Linked DNA regions of Homo sapiens: regions 1 and 2 are each linked to region 3. The links are chromatin loops, found by intact Hi-C in ENCODE. Cell type or tissue: OCI-LY7. All regions are shown on one strand.

What was found. Hi-C counts contacts between places; a loop is a spot of excess contacts. Peaks named below come from ENCODE experiments on the same cell type or tissue, not always from the same donor. Only the 100,000 strongest peaks of a DNase experiment are listed, where the experiment ranks them.
Region 1: a loop joins it to region 3, with 1.9 times the contacts of the local background. A loop is called at or near these places in 2 of 110 quality-filtered maps.
Region 2: a loop joins it to region 3, with 3 times the contacts of the local background. A loop is called at or near these places in 4 of 110 quality-filtered maps.

What each region holds. Positions count from the first base shown.
Region 1 is chr2:224,664,936-224,669,935 of GRCh38, reverse strand. It overlaps LOC105373909 (a long non-coding RNA gene), which reads right to left. Exons shown (of 3, transcript XR_923955.1): 3 at 4,979-5,000. Among named protein-coding and RNA genes, the nearest start is that of CCDC195, 49 kb to the left of the region's middle. In OCI-LY7, no CTCF peak of the experiment used is centred here; a DNase peak (open chromatin) is centred at 2,775; H3K4me3 peaks cover 3,520 bases; H3K27ac peaks cover 4,867 bases.
Region 2 is chr2:223,947,513-223,952,512 of GRCh38, reverse strand. It overlaps LOC124907989 (a long non-coding RNA gene), which reads right to left. Exons shown (of 2, transcript XR_007088100.1): 2 at 2,726-4,672. It also overlaps a transcript of MRPL44 not described here. Among named protein-coding and RNA genes, the nearest start is that of WDFY1, 4.7 kb to the right of the region's middle. In OCI-LY7, a CTCF peak has its summit at 3,095; DNase peaks (open chromatin) are centred at 112, 322, 1,342 and 3,112; H3K4me3 peaks cover 2,585 bases; H3K27ac peaks cover 2,905 bases.
Region 3 is chr2:224,951,010-224,956,009 of GRCh38, reverse strand. The region is part of intron 1 of DOCK10 (dedicator of cytokinesis 10); the gene reads left to right. Among named protein-coding and RNA genes, the nearest start is that of MIR4439, 57 kb to the left of the region's middle. RefSeq lists a silencer at 2,489-2,538. In OCI-LY7, no CTCF peak of the experiment used is centred here; DNase peaks (open chromatin) are centred at 2,549 and 4,079; H3K4me3 peaks cover 2,058 bases; H3K27ac peaks cover 2,629 bases.

The sequences.
Region 1 (5,000 bases), 290 kb after region 3:
TATTTAAATAATATATTTTTATATATTTATATATAATATATTTTTATATATTATATATTTTATATAAATATATAATGGTGATATAAATTATATATAAATTATATTTATATATATAGTGGTGATATAAATTATATATATGTATACACCATTAATTATTCTCCATCTGAAGGAGTCAACAACAATGACATAATCAAGAAAATGAGCCCTCTGCATTATCAGGTTCTCCTTACACTTGGAAAATATGAGCAAAGCTTGCATAGAAGTACAATGCATGATCATGTAAGAGAAGAAGATGATTCAACAGAGAGGAGGATGCTAGGAATTGCCCCACCACACAGGCAGAGCATTAGTTGTGGTAGAAACAAAGCAAAGCTTTCCAGAATAAAACCACTGATAACTCAGCGTTTATTTTTCAAGAGAAATGGGTAGGAATTACATTGAAGTAATATCTTCCTCCATAGTCTGTTAATTAGATGATCTGAATAAAGATACTTCATAATATTCCCTTGCATTTCTAAAATGTTTATAAGTTTTAACTTTCATTTTCAAAAGATTTAATTTGATTATGGGAGATAAGATACGGTATATTTTATTATCATCACTGGGGGAAAAAAATAGCAAAATTTGAAGTCCAGACAAAAATTTGCCCAAATTCTAACTGATGAACACATAAATATTTCTCATTTAGTGCTAGAATCACCTCAATTTCAGCAGACCATAGTGAGGGGGTTGAGGGACTCTAATTCAGAAGCAAAATGAGTGTTAACAGTTTTCATTTAGAGTTGTTTCTTTTTTAGAATTCAGTCTCTTGCCACCTTTCCCCAGTTTCATATTCAGCGGGTCTGAGTTGAATCCCTGAACCTGCTTTTTTTTTCTTTTTTTTTTTTTTTCCCTGAGATGAAGTCTCGCTCTGTTGCCCATACTGGAATGCAGTGGTGTGATCCCGGCCCACTGCAACCTCTGCCTCGTGGGTTCAAGCAATTCTTCTGCTTCAGTTTCCCTTGCAGCTGGGATTACAGGCATGTGCCACCACGCCGGGCTAATTTTTGTATTCTTAGTAGAGACAGGGTTTCACCATGTTGACCAGGCTGGTCTCGAACTACTGACTTCAGGTGATCCACCCATCTCGGCCTCCCAAAGCGCTGGGATTACATGCAAGAGCCACCGCACCCGGCCTGAATCTGCATTTTTAATAAGCATCCCGGGTGATTTTTATGCAAGAGGTCCTTGGATCAGTTTTGGAAAACGATGCAGGGGTTTAAAACACAATGTTTGGAGTAACCTGAGTCCAGCCCCAGCTCTGTCCTGGCTGCTTGACGTCAGACAAGTTTATCTTTATGAGCCTCAGAATCTTCACTTATAAAATGAGGACCATAATTACTTTGTTCAGGCTGACATAACAAAGTACCACAAACTAAATTTATTATCTCACAATTCTAGAACTACAAGTCTGAGATCAAGAGGTTGCCAGGGTTGGTTCTTGCTGGGGGCTGTGAGGGAGAATCTGTTCCATGCCTCTCTCCGAGCTTTGGGTGGTTTGCTAGCAGTCTTTGACACTCCTTGGTTTGTAGATTTCTGCCTTCATCTTCACATGGTGTTCTCCCCATGAGACTGTCCGTGTCCAAATTCCCCCTTTTGTAAGGACAACAATCATGTTGGATTAGAGGCCTACCCTACTTTAGTATGACCTCATCTTAACTGATTACTATTATGTCTTAACAATGACATCTTAACTAGTTTTATTCCATTGTCTCCTGAAACACTGGGAGTGTGAGCCTCCTTTCTACCTTTACTATAGGTTATGACATATAATTATCATTTAAACAAGAGAAATGGCCCTTTCAAAATGGTTCTTGTATACTAGAAAGATAAATGATCTGTGTTTTCTTTATTTTACAAAATATAAGAAATATAGCAATTAGGAAAACCTTACCAATGCACTCAGGGTCTGAAAGCTGTGGGAAACAAAGCAATCACCTTGGTGCTTTCTCTGCTTTTAGAAAGAAACTTATTTTTTAAAATCCTGCTTTTAATTATATTACTTAGGCCCCAGGGTACTGAGTCTTTTCTAATTGTTTGCCTTTTGTATAAGGGTTTTTCCATTGTTTCAAGGTTTTATTTACTTACGTATAATTCAACTAATAGAATTGTTGACTCTCTTAGAAGTTAAGGTAGTTTGCCGGGTGCAGTGGCTCATGCCTATAATCCCAGCACTTTGGGAGGCGAAGGTGGGTGAATTACCTGAGGTCAAGAGTTCCAGACCAGCCTGGCGAGACCCCATCTCTACTAAAAATACAAAAATTAGCCACGCATGGTGGCTTATGCCTGTAATCCCAACTACTCAGAAGGCTGAGGCACAAGAATTGCTTGAACCCGGGAGGCGGAGGCTGCAGTGAGCCAATATTGTGCCACTGCACTACAGCCTGGGTGACAGAGTGAGTCCATCTAAAAAAAAAAAAAGAAATTAAGGTAGTTTAAAGGGTTTATTGTTTAACTTAATGATTAAATTCCCCATGTTGTCCCAAAATATGGCACTTCTTACAAAGAAAAGAGACACCATTAAAAAGTAAGTAGAATTGCGTAAGAGCAATTTTCAGAGTAACTATCTATTCTCATTATCCCCCAGCAAATTAGCCACTTCACAGATTATTTGCTGAAAACGTAAACTCTTATCAAAGACAGGATGTGAAAGCTAAGGTATTTGCATTACCATTAACCCTCTAGTGACTCTGCAACTCTGAAAGCTCTCAAAATATGTCATTTCTTGGCTGGCTGATCACCCAAATATGACAAAGACAGGTGTTATGGTTAATTTTATGTATCAACTTGACTGGCCATGGGGTGCCCAGATTAGACATTGTTTTTGAGTGTATCTGGGAGGGTATTTCCAGATGCAATTAGCATTTGAATCAGTGGACTCATTGAAGTAGACTGCTCTTCCCATGTATATGGGCATCATCTGATCAATTGAGAGCCTAAATAAAAGAAAAAGTGGAGAAAGGAGAAATTTGCCCTGCTCTGCTGAGCTCGGACACCTCATTTCAGCTTCTTGGCCCTCAGAACGTGATTTACATAATTATTTCTCCTGTTTTCCGTCCTTCTGACTGAATTGTACCACTGGCTTTCCTGGGTCTCCAATTTACAGATGGCAGATTGTGGGACTTCTCAGGCTCCATAATTGCATGAACCAATTTCTCATGAACCAATGCCTAGGTGACAGAGCGAGACTCTGTCTCACAAAAAAAATAAATAAATAAAAATGTATATATATATATCCATATGTATATTACTGGTGCTCTTTCTCCGGAGAACTCTGACTAATGCAGTTAAGGAACTATATATGCATCTAACTATGCATGCATATGTAATGCATGCAAGTTTTCTATAAAGTTGTAGAAATTTCTAGTTAGGGTCATCAGCATATGATCAGAGTCTGACCTTTTGTAAAACTCGAAGAAATATTCTCCAAACTCCTTCAAAATTACATTGCGGTCAATATATGGTAAGATAAAGAAAACTGGGTATGCTTTACACTTCAGCAATGTCTTCCTTTTTTTCTTTTTTTTTTTTTGAGACGAAGTCTCAATCTGTCACCTAGGCTAGAGTGCAGTGGCACGATCTCGGGTCACTGCAACCTCCACCTCCTGGGTTTCAGTGACTCTCCTACCTCAGCCTCCTGAGTAGCTGGGATTAAAGGCACCTGCCACTACGCCCGGCTACTTTTTGTATTTTTAGTAGAGACGGAGTTTCACCATGTTAACCAGCATGGTCTCCATCTCCTGACCTCGTGATCCGCCCGCCTCAGTCTCCCAAAGTGTTGGGATTACAAGCGTGAGCCATCGTGCCTGCCCCTAGTAATGTCTTTCTACATATTCCTTTAGTTAAATCACCTGTGAAAGGTAACATAACATTACCTTGCCTTTGTAAAATCCTTTATAATTTTTAGAATTCATTTGAGGGATTGAATTTGATCCTGTGAAGTAAGGTAAGGCACATTTTATTGTCCCCACTTTTAAAGGCAGACTCTAAAGCCCATTAGATTTTGCAGTCTTGTAGGAGATAACTACTGTTTTGGCCTGGCCAACATCCAGCCACCCTCTAGAAGTCAGTGCCTGGTCTTTCAAGGAACTAACCCTTTCCCAACACTTAGGTTACAGGATTAGATGAGTCGACCTCATACCCACAAACCTCCTGTCTCTAAAGAGAAGCATGTGATTCAAATTAGCCAATAGGTGCATCCCATTTCCCTGGCCACATTGACTGATTCAGGGTGGGGCACATGACCCATGATGTTTCAAAAAGAATTGAATCTGGTCCTTTTATTATAACTGTTGTGAAAGATGAGCTTTTCCTGAAGATGCTAACCTTGCATGATGCCTTCTTTGTCACCACAAGAGAGAACTTGCCCAAAAATGAAGCCAACATGAAGAGAAACAGAATCGGGAATTGAGAGGGACATATTATTGGTGACGTTGGGCCCCATATTATTGGTGAAGCTGTGCCTGCAACACTACTGCTTGACTTTCTAGATAAGTGGGCAATATGTATTTCTCTTTTCTGGAGAAAAGAGAAATATGTATTCTTTTTCGTCCAGTTTAAGTACAATTTCTGTTACTTGATACTAAAATAGTCCTTACTGAATACAGTTAAAAATTCTAGGCCAGGCACAGTGGCTCATGCCTATAACCACAGCAGTTTGGGAGGGCAAGGCAAAAGTATCCTGAGCACCTAATTGGAAACTGCAATAAGCAGACACAAAAGAACATCAAGATTTGGTGGCATCTGCTCAGCCTTTAAGTTAGCATGGACATACCAATGTGTGTCGGAGGATTACTTGAGCCCAGGAGTTCAAGACCACACACACACAGTGTTTCTCAGAGGGGATATTCTGGATCAAATGAGGTTAAGTGATGGTTTAGGCTTTCTAAAATCCATCTCGGTGAAGCAAATATAATGGTTTCTCACCTTGTCTTTGAGACGGTGTGGGTCTCACTCCAGGT
Region 2 (5,000 bases), 1.0 Mb after region 3:
GGCACACCAGATGGTTCCAAGAAAGAAACCGAATACAAAGAACTAGTTACAAAGGTGTTAGAACTGAAAGGCCTAAGAGATTAGGGACAGCAAAACTGGAGAGACAAAGGGAACAGATGGTACCAGAGCACAAGAGTTAGGTGAGCCGAATGGGACCAAGAACCCACAGAGACTGCCTGTTGAGGGCTGCGACAAAAGAGGGAAGCTATAGCCAGTGGGGACTGGAGCCACAGAGAAGGCATACTCCCTAAGCAGAAAGAGTGGAGGAGAAATACCCTGGTTTCTTCTTTCCTTCTACCTTCCAATGTCCCACCACTGCCTCCACCATACAAACTTATCAGGAAGCAAGTCGGTTAGGGAGTCTGGGACATGTAGTTTGCAGAAGTCAACCCCCTGCAATACAGACCAAGCAAGGTACACATAAAGTGGATCTGATAGCAATAGGCAAACGGCTAGCCTGTGATTACACTTAGAGTATCTGAAATGTGAAGAGTAGAAAGTCAAGGCCACATTAGAATGCTGACCCATTAAGCTAACATACCTTACTTCATCCAAATGTTAAAGGTAAGAACTTATTACAATAAATAATATTGGCATTTATGATTATCATCATTATCATTCTTACAGTACAACTATAAAATACTCCCTCAAGGAAGTCTAGCATGACACAGGTATTTAGAGTCAGAGGAGGTGATGGCGGGATAGACATTTAGAGATCAAGGTCCAAGGTAAGGGGCCAGACACAGTGGCTCAAGCCTGTAATCCCAGCACTTTGGGAAGCTGAGGTGGGTGGATCACTTGAGGTCAGGAGTTCGAGACCAGCCTGGCCAACATGGTGAAAACCCATCTCTACTAAAAATACAAAAATTAGCCTGGCGTTCTGGCATGTACCTGTAATCCCAGCTTTTCTGGAGGCTGAGGCAGGAGAATCATTTGAACCAGGGAGGCAGACGTTTCAGTGAGCCGAGAACGTGCCACTGCACTCCAGCCTGGCCACAGAGCGAGACTCTGTCTGAAAAAAAAAAAAAAAAAAACTCCAAGGTAAGAAGCATGAGTTAACAATAAATACTACACATTATCTCTGCTTCCTACATCACCATTAAAAGGTAACATTATTATTCTCACTTTAGAAATGCAAGAAATCACCACAAAATTTCTTATCCATGTAGCCAAACACCACCTGTTCCTCAAAAGCCATTGATATAAAAAAATAAATAATTTCTCTTTGTGTACCTAGAGTCTAGCAGTTCCAAGAGGCTGTGCTAAGGCTCTTCTATCACCACTTGAACTCACTTCAATCAGGTTTTACCCCTGGCATTCATGGAAACTTGCAGTCATTTCATTTGCTTGATCTGCAGCATTTGACACAGTCGATCACTTCCTCCTCCTTAGAACACCTTCTTCCTTTGTCTTCAGGACAATACACACAATATCCATTTTCCTCCTACCTCATAGAGTCAGGGGGAAGGGGAGCAGGGGGAGGTTGGCTCCTCTCCAGTCTTTTTTTCTGGTTCCTCCCTTTCTTCCAGACCTGTTGATGTTTCCAAGGCTTCTGTCCTTGTACCTCTTCGTTATTTACACACATACTTCCTCTTGGACTTCATGTACTCTTATGGCTGTAAATGCTATATGCATACTCTATAAAATCATTTTGTGTTTAAGCACTGATTTTACAAAATGTATAAAGGTGAGTTAAATTTAGAGCTTAATTTGTTTATGTAAATTGCCTTCAAAATGTGTTACAGCTGAGATGTTTTCCATGTGTTTTGGAAGAAATCACACAGAGTAGCTGCTTTTGCAATAAACTGGATCAATGTTACATCTTTGGGTCAGTTCATTGTCAGTGTGCAAGGTGAGAGTTATGTGGGCCTTACCTTATTGTTCACATTGAACCATTCTGGGTGATGATTCATCTTATTTGTAAGACAACTCAATACGTAAGGCCTGTTACAAAGGTAAACCAGGCCAGGCACAGTGGCTCTCACCTGTACCAGCATTTTGGGAGGCTGAGACAGTTGGATCACTTGAGCTCAGGAGTTCAACACCAGCCTGGGCAATAGTAGAGAACCATGTCTCTACTAAAAATACAAAAATTAGCCAGGCATGGTGGTGCTTGCCTACTCCCAGCTACTGCAGTGGCTGAGGCAGGAGAATTGCTTGAACCCAGGAGGCAGAGGCTGCAGTGAGCTGAGATTGTGCCACTGCCCCCAACCTGGGTGACAGAGTGAGATCCTGACTGAAAAAAAAAAAAAAAAAGAGGGCTGGGCACAGTGGTTCACGCCTGTAATCCTCACAATTTGGGATGCTGAAGCTGATGGATCACTTAAGGCCAGGAGTTCGAGACCAGCCTGGCCAACATGGTAAAACCCCACATCTGCTAAAAATACAAAAATTACCAGGGCATGATCGGCACACACCTGTAGTTCTAGCTACTCAGGAGGCTGAGGCACAAGAGTTGCTTGAACCGGGGAGGCAGAGGTTGCAGTGAGCTGAGATCCCAGCAGTACACTGAAGTCTGGGTGACAGAGTAGTAACACTCTGTCTCAAGAAAAAAAAAAAAAAGGTAAACCAAGGCACAATAATATTTTAAAGGGCTTATTTGTGTAAACAGCAATTCATGAATCGGACAGCTCTAAACCGGAAGTGTTTCCAGGGCTCTGTTGGAGAAGCATAAGGGTCAAACTTGGAAGAGTGAATGCAGAAATAATGCAAAGAAAATAATTGATTACAGTTATAAAGTGGCTTTATTTGGTCTATCCTGTGGGAAAATCCCTAGTTATTTAATTGTAAGTCTGTTGACTGCTTCTGAATGGTTGAGCTTAAGTTTTGTTTTTCTTTAATACAGGCATTTACAAGAAATAGTTCAAGTTAAGTTTCACTTATGTTTGCAAATCAAGCAAGGTTAAGATCACTTAGGAGGACTGACTGGCTTTGTCTCTTCGGGGAGTCTTCAGCCCTGGTTTCCATTTTAATTTAGTTTAACAGGCGAATCCCTGATTAAAATTTTTGAACAAGTATTTGTAGAGGGCCTTTCTCTCACTTAGTTTTGACCATCCTGCTGCCTTAAGATCAAGCATAAACTTGGCTCCTGAACTCTACCACCACCCAGTGAGCATCTGCTGACCCTGCAGAGGGTGGCACAGCAGGTTCCATCACTGTGCATTTAACTCCCAGAGTAATGGCTGCAGTCCAGACCTCTCTACTATTCAGTAGCATATACAAAACTCCTATATTCAGGCTGGTCATGGTGGCTCACGCCTGTAATCCCAGCACCTTGGGAGGCTGAGGCAGGTGGATCACCTGAGGTCAGGAGTTCGAAACCAGCCTGGCCAACATGGCAAAACCCCGTCTCTACTAAAAATACAAAAATTAGTCAGGCATAGTGGCACACGCCTGTAATCCCGGCTGCTGGGGAGGCTGAGACAGGATAATTGCTTCAACCAAGGAGGTGGAGGTTGCAGTGAGCCAAGATCGCACCACTGCACTCCAGCCTGGGCAACAGAGCAAGACTCCATCTCAAAAAAAAAACAAAAAAAACAAAAACAAACAAACAAACAAACAAAAACCTCCTGTATTCAACTGCCTACTCAGCCCCTTCACTTGGAGACCTAATACTCGTCTCAAGCTTCCTATGTCCAAAACTGAATTCTCCTTCTTCCCTTCCAAACCTGCTCCTCCTACATTTTCCACAGATCAGTAACTGGCAGCTCCACTTTTCCAGTTGCTCAGCCCACAAATCTTGGTATCATTCTTAACTATCTCATATTCAATATTCAACAAATTTCACTGGTACTACCTTCTACATAAGTCTAGAATCTGATGTCCTCTCACCACCAGCACCCTTAGAAAGCCACATCATTTCTCAATTACCCTGTTAATTTCTCAAATAACTTCCTGACTGACACCTTGCTTCTATTCTTGCCTTTTAAAATTGAAGGCAGATTAGCCCAGGCGCAGTGGCTCATGCCTATAATAATCCCAGCACTTTGGGAGGCCAAAGTGGGTGGATCACCTGGGGTTGGGAGTTCGAAACCAGCTTGGCCAACATGGTGACACCCTCTCTACTAAAAGTACAAAAATTAGCTGGGTGTGGTGGCACGTGCCTGTAGTCCCAGCTACTTGAGAAGCTGAGGCACGAGAATCACTTGAACCCAGGAGGTGGAGGTTGCAGTGAGCCAGGATCGCACCACTGCACTCCAGCCTGGACGACAGAGTGAGACTTCGTCTCGAAAAATAAATGAATACAAATTTAAAAACTTGAAGGCAGATTAAACCAGCCTTCTGTTCGAAACTCTCCAATGGCTTCCTATCTCATTTGAAGTAAAAACCAAAGCCCTTATCAATGGTCTCTGGGCTCAACATGGTCTGTCTGGTGACCTGTCTGTGCTGTTTTTCTCTGAGCACTCCCTCACTCACTCTGCTCCAGCCTCACGGGGTGCCTGGCTGTCTCTACAAAACCCCTGGCATGTGCTCACCTCAATGCCTTAACACGTGCTCTTTTCTTTTCCAGAAAAGTATTTGGCCCACATTTCCACATGGCTTACTCCCTCCTCTCCTTCTTGGCTCAAAATGTAACTTTACAATGAGGCTTTTACTTGTCTCAGGTTGCATTCTCCAGCAGCAGATACGGTGATAGAGGTTGGCTCAGAGGGTGTTTATTAGGAATCAATGCCTGTGAAGGGAGGGGGAGGTACCAGGATTAGGCAGGAGAAGTCAGCTGCAGTACACGCCTTACAAAGCCTTGTCCAATCTAGGAGAGAGTTCTAGAGCAAGTGTTGCTCATCGGTCTGTCTTGATGGTCAGGCCTTTATCCTCCTATCTTGTTCAGTTACTGAATGTGGGCTTCCCTGTGAAGGGAACAACTGAGACCCAGTGGTTCTCAGCAGCTGGGGCAGTCCCTGAAGGAGCTGAAGGCTAGAGGCTCTCTGCTGACCACTGTTCTTCCCTGAAAGCAGATCTGTGCAGTGTATTCCTGAATCTATCACACCATCTATTTAAAA
Region 3 (5,000 bases):
ATGGACTGTGTATAGTCTGTTCTAATTCTCTCTTATCATTGATTCCTGGCACTGGACAGACACGAACAATGTTTGACAGAGAGTCATTCTCATAAACTAGATTAAATACATATGGGTGCCCTTATGAGAGGTATCCAATTCTTGTTTCTCTGCTATTTCAGTTCTTCTTGTTTACCTAGTGAGGTGCAGAACACATACCCAGAGGTTAATTTGCCCTTTAATTGGGGACCTTAACTACTGGACTTCAAAATGTCAAGAATTTACTGCAGTGTGCACAACTAAATAAAGGAAATTCAACAATTAGTTATCTGCAAAACACAAAGTTCTTGATTGCAAACCCAAGACCCTACCATTATTCTCCAATTTCCACAATGCAAGGCATTAAACACTTAAATCAAAGTATTGTATTAGCTTTATCTCCTGGTGGAGGCCTTAAAAGACACAAATGCATTACGGTGCCATTAAATAAGTGGTTTGTGGAGTCGACTGGGTTACAGGGATTGTACCTAGGCTAACAATCTGATCCACTAGCAATAAATTGTTGGTCTAGATATCTGGTTGCCTTCACACTCAGCAATTGGCATTTACATGACAATTAGTTTCCTTCTCAAAATTGCTTAGGTAATAATGCTTTATTGCCTTCCATTTATAAAGACAAATCCTTCTGCAGTAAAAAGACAGCCACAAGAATAAAGCATATGTAATGGTGGTATTCCATAAATTGACCAATTTTTCCATTAGAGCTTTACAGATTTGAAAGACCTTAGTCTCCCCACAAAACTTACATACAATGTGCTTTTCAGGGTAATTATTAAACAGTGAGTGACATTCATATTGAAAGCAAGGTAATGAGTAGTTTGAATGGCTACAGGAGGGCAATTTTAGGTGCTTGTTTTATTTTAAAGGAAATAACATTGGTCTGTAGTTAATTTTGCCAGTAGTGGGAAGCTGGAGTAGGCTCCAAGCCAGCAAGCAGACAGGATACCTCTGTCTCTAGGGAAAATGCAATTGGAAAACAGTCCCTATAAGATAAAAAGATAACTGCATTGATTCAGATCTCCTCAGCCTCATCTTCTTGGAGGCTGTATTTGTGTGTCTTCACCTGATCATTTGTGGAAGAAATCTGCTTCAGCTCGGAATGCTTTTCATTTTCTTTAAAAGGTAGAGGAAAAATAGTATAATGAAAAATATATTGCTTTGGAGTTGATTACTTTTTAATAGGAAAAGAACACTGTATTCTAGGTGAGAATTAGCTGCATGCCTTTGTAAAGAGCAGTATCAATCCAGGCATATATATTTGTATGAAACATGTTTAGAAATGCTATGAGCTAGCTGTGGTATTTTTGTTGTTGTCATTGTCATTATTGTTATGCCCTGGCTTCTGAGGATGGAGGCAAGGGCATGTGAGTTAGAGTTTTGTCTCCATAAGAATAAATGTTTGTCCCTTAGAGATTTCCCATTTTCAACAGCAGAGCAGGCTGAAGCTGGAAATATTAAAATACACATGACTTCTCGAAGACAGTTGGATGCCTTTAGCAAAAAAAAATCAAAAACTTCAAAAAGGGTGATTAACTAAATGCCCAACAGGAAATTCAGAAAATAATAAACCCTAAAATCAATGTATTTTATTTTCTAAATATCACACTAAGATACTTATTGGTAAGATATATACATATCTCTGGACTATAATTTTTTTCTGGAAATGGATATCTCTGACCAGTGATGAAGTCCACTATTGAAAAAGTATAACTCCTTCACTGTTTGCTGTTAGATTCTAAGATGGGCTCTGTAAACTCTGTAAGAAATGAATTTCTTACCTACCCAAACCCCTCTCCCATCAAATTCTGATTTGATGAGAATTCTCTAAATGAGAATTTTCACCTTCTAACCTATTGAAATTCAGTACTGTGAACAAATATTACAACTTTATACCTGTCTGAAAGGCTATAATTGGAGTACTATGTTATTTTAATGCAATCAAGATAATTTTATGCCTATATACCTGTACAGACATACACAGCAAATGCACAACATCTACCCCACACACACAATAAGCATGCATCACACACACACACACACTCTGCACACACAGACTCCCACATGCACCACACACCCACAAACTGCAGTCTCTGTTATTGTTGGCTCATCTACATTCTCACTCATGTGCACAGCACCCTTTATTTTCCAAGAAATTTCTAAATACTGTATACGATTAGATTGGCACAAAGGTAGTTGTGGGTTTTGCCATCATTTTTAGTAGCGCCATTTTAAAAAACCACTATTTTAAAAATAATCGCAAAAACCGCAGTTACCTTTGCCCCAACCTATATTTCACAGACATTGTCCACTTTGAAAACTGTACGTTTAGAAATACGAGGTTTTGTCGTGTTCATTTAAACTCCCCCAGACAAGTCTACTCTCATTGGTAACTTGGAGCTGCTCAGTTGGGTTGACCTTTCTAGCAGGAAGCAGTGAGCCTGAGTACCACTAACTTTAAGAGCTCTTCTGCAGGGCTGAGGCTCAGGAGAGACCACAGTGAAGGAGGAAGTAGATACTTGCTGCTTTACTTCCTTTAAGCAGGGTGTACACTGGTTGAGCTGAGCCTGCAGATGCACCATGGACCAGTCTTGTTTTTCCTATGACAGAAAGGCTGTGCAGCAAACTAACCTGCAGGCAAATGGGGAAATCTACTGGAAATGGAAGAGAAAAAAATAAAATGAATTATCCAAGCATTCTGCGATAATGAAGAAGTAATCAATGGCAAATGCCAAAAAGCTCAACAGGTTAAAAAACTTGGAATAAAGATAAAATGTAATAAGGAAGTAATAACTGAAGTGGGAAGAAATGAATAGGAGGTGCCTTACCAATTGCTCAATTTAGGACTTGTGAATCCTGTCATCATGTACATGTGTCTAAATCTTAAGCACTATGTTTCTGTTACTCTAAATTCCTAATGGTACTTTTGGGGCCATTTTAATGGAATGGATTCAAATGCATTGTCAATGAAAGCCAGGTTTCTGCCCCCCGGTTGCTTAGATTCAGTGATGATGCCATTTCCGGATTGGATAGCCTATCTAACTGAAAATAGTTAGAATTGAGCATGTTAAAACATAACATAGGCCGGGCGCGGTGGCTCACGCCTGTAATCCCAGCACTTTGGGAGGCCGAGGCGGGCAGATCACGAGGTCAGGAGATCGAGACCATCCCGGCTAAAACGGTGAAACCCCGTCTCTACTAAAAATACAAAAAATTAGCCGGGCGTAGTGGCGGGCGCCTGTAGTCCCAGCTACTTGGGAGGCTGAGGCAGGAGAATGGCGTGAACCCGGGAGGCGGAGCTTGCAGTGAGCCGAGATCCCGCCACTGCACTCCAGCCTGGGCGACAGAGCAAGACTCCGTCTCAAAAAAAAAAAAAAAAAATAACATAATTGAGCATTTAAAAAGGACTTTCACATAGTATATTGACTTTGTTTGCTGCCTTTCCTCCACCATTATTTTTCTTCCTTTCTTCCAACTTTGTTGAGCTCTCCTGTGCCATTCGACTTCTCACCTTTATTTCGACTTCTCACCTGTATTTCACTGCCAGTATTTTCCAGTAAATGATCTAGAAGCCAATTTTCCATTTCCTCCCACTCATTTCTTAGTCCCATTGCAACCTGGATCTCAGTGGTCAGTGGAAACCACAACCAAAGGCCAAGTGTCTTTCTCATCTACACCTTCTTCTCAGTACATCCTTGATGTTAAAATTAAAACACACGCATACAAAATTCGAGAATAAGACGTAGTAGACTGTATTTTAAAGACGTCCCCTCCAGACTGCCTGATTATTCAAACATGAATTTTCGTACAGCTGTGAAGGGACTTTGCAGTCATAAATTAAGGTTGATCATCAGGTGGCCTTAAAGTAGAGAAATGATTCCAGATTGTCCTGGCCTGATCACATGAGGCCCTGAAAGCCAAGGCTTTTTTCCCTGGCTACAGCAGAGAGATACAGAAGAAGAGATATGTTAGGAAGATGAGGCAAAAGGAGAAGTTAGATTCAAAGTGTGAGTGATTCAGCTGGCTATTTCTGGTTTAGAAAGGGTCCTTGAGTCAGGGGATGTGGGTGGCCTCTGAAAGCTAAGAATAACCCCTGGCTGACAGACAGCAAAGAAATGGCCACCTCAGTCCTACAACTGTAAGGAATAAATTTTGCCAACAACCTTGCATGTGCCTGAAGACAGCTTCTCCCCTGGAGCCTCCAGAAAGAGATACCACCCTGTTGACACTTAGGTTTAAGTCTTGTGGTTCTCCAAGCAGAGAGTCAGCTGAGCCGCACTGAATGCAGATTTCTGACCCATGAAAACAGATCATAAATGGAGGTTGATGTAAGCCACTAAATGTGTGGCAGTTTGTTACAGTGGCAATAGAAAACTAATACAGATTGCCAGAACTTTTTCTTAGGTTTCTGACATTTTAGCATTCAAATTCCCATGTCTCTAAATCATGGTTAAGTGTCCCATCTTACTTAATTTCCAAACATCTAGCCTCTTCTCTACTGAAAATGGCAAACTTACTTTCTGACTGGACACCATGGGACCAGACTTTGAATTCTTATATAAGAATATGTGAGACTGTGCGTTTTGTATGTACATATATGCATGCATATATATGTATATACATAAATACATACTTACATAAGAAATGACAAATACCCATTATGTTCAATAATAATAGTTTATGTATATACACAGATAGGAATCTTAGCCATTATACATACACATATATATATTTTGTTCACAACTCCAGGGACTCACATATATTGTTTCACAGCAACCCTATAAGCTATAAACTAATTGCTCTATTCTTACATATAAAAGTTAGGCAGAGATAAGTCAAATACCTTGCTGGACGTTATCTAATAGACAGCTGAAGATTTAAGCACAAGTATGTCTAGATCCAAAACTGCAAGGTCCTTAGTTTTCAGCCTGTCTATCTCTCACACTGAATCTTTTTAGACATTG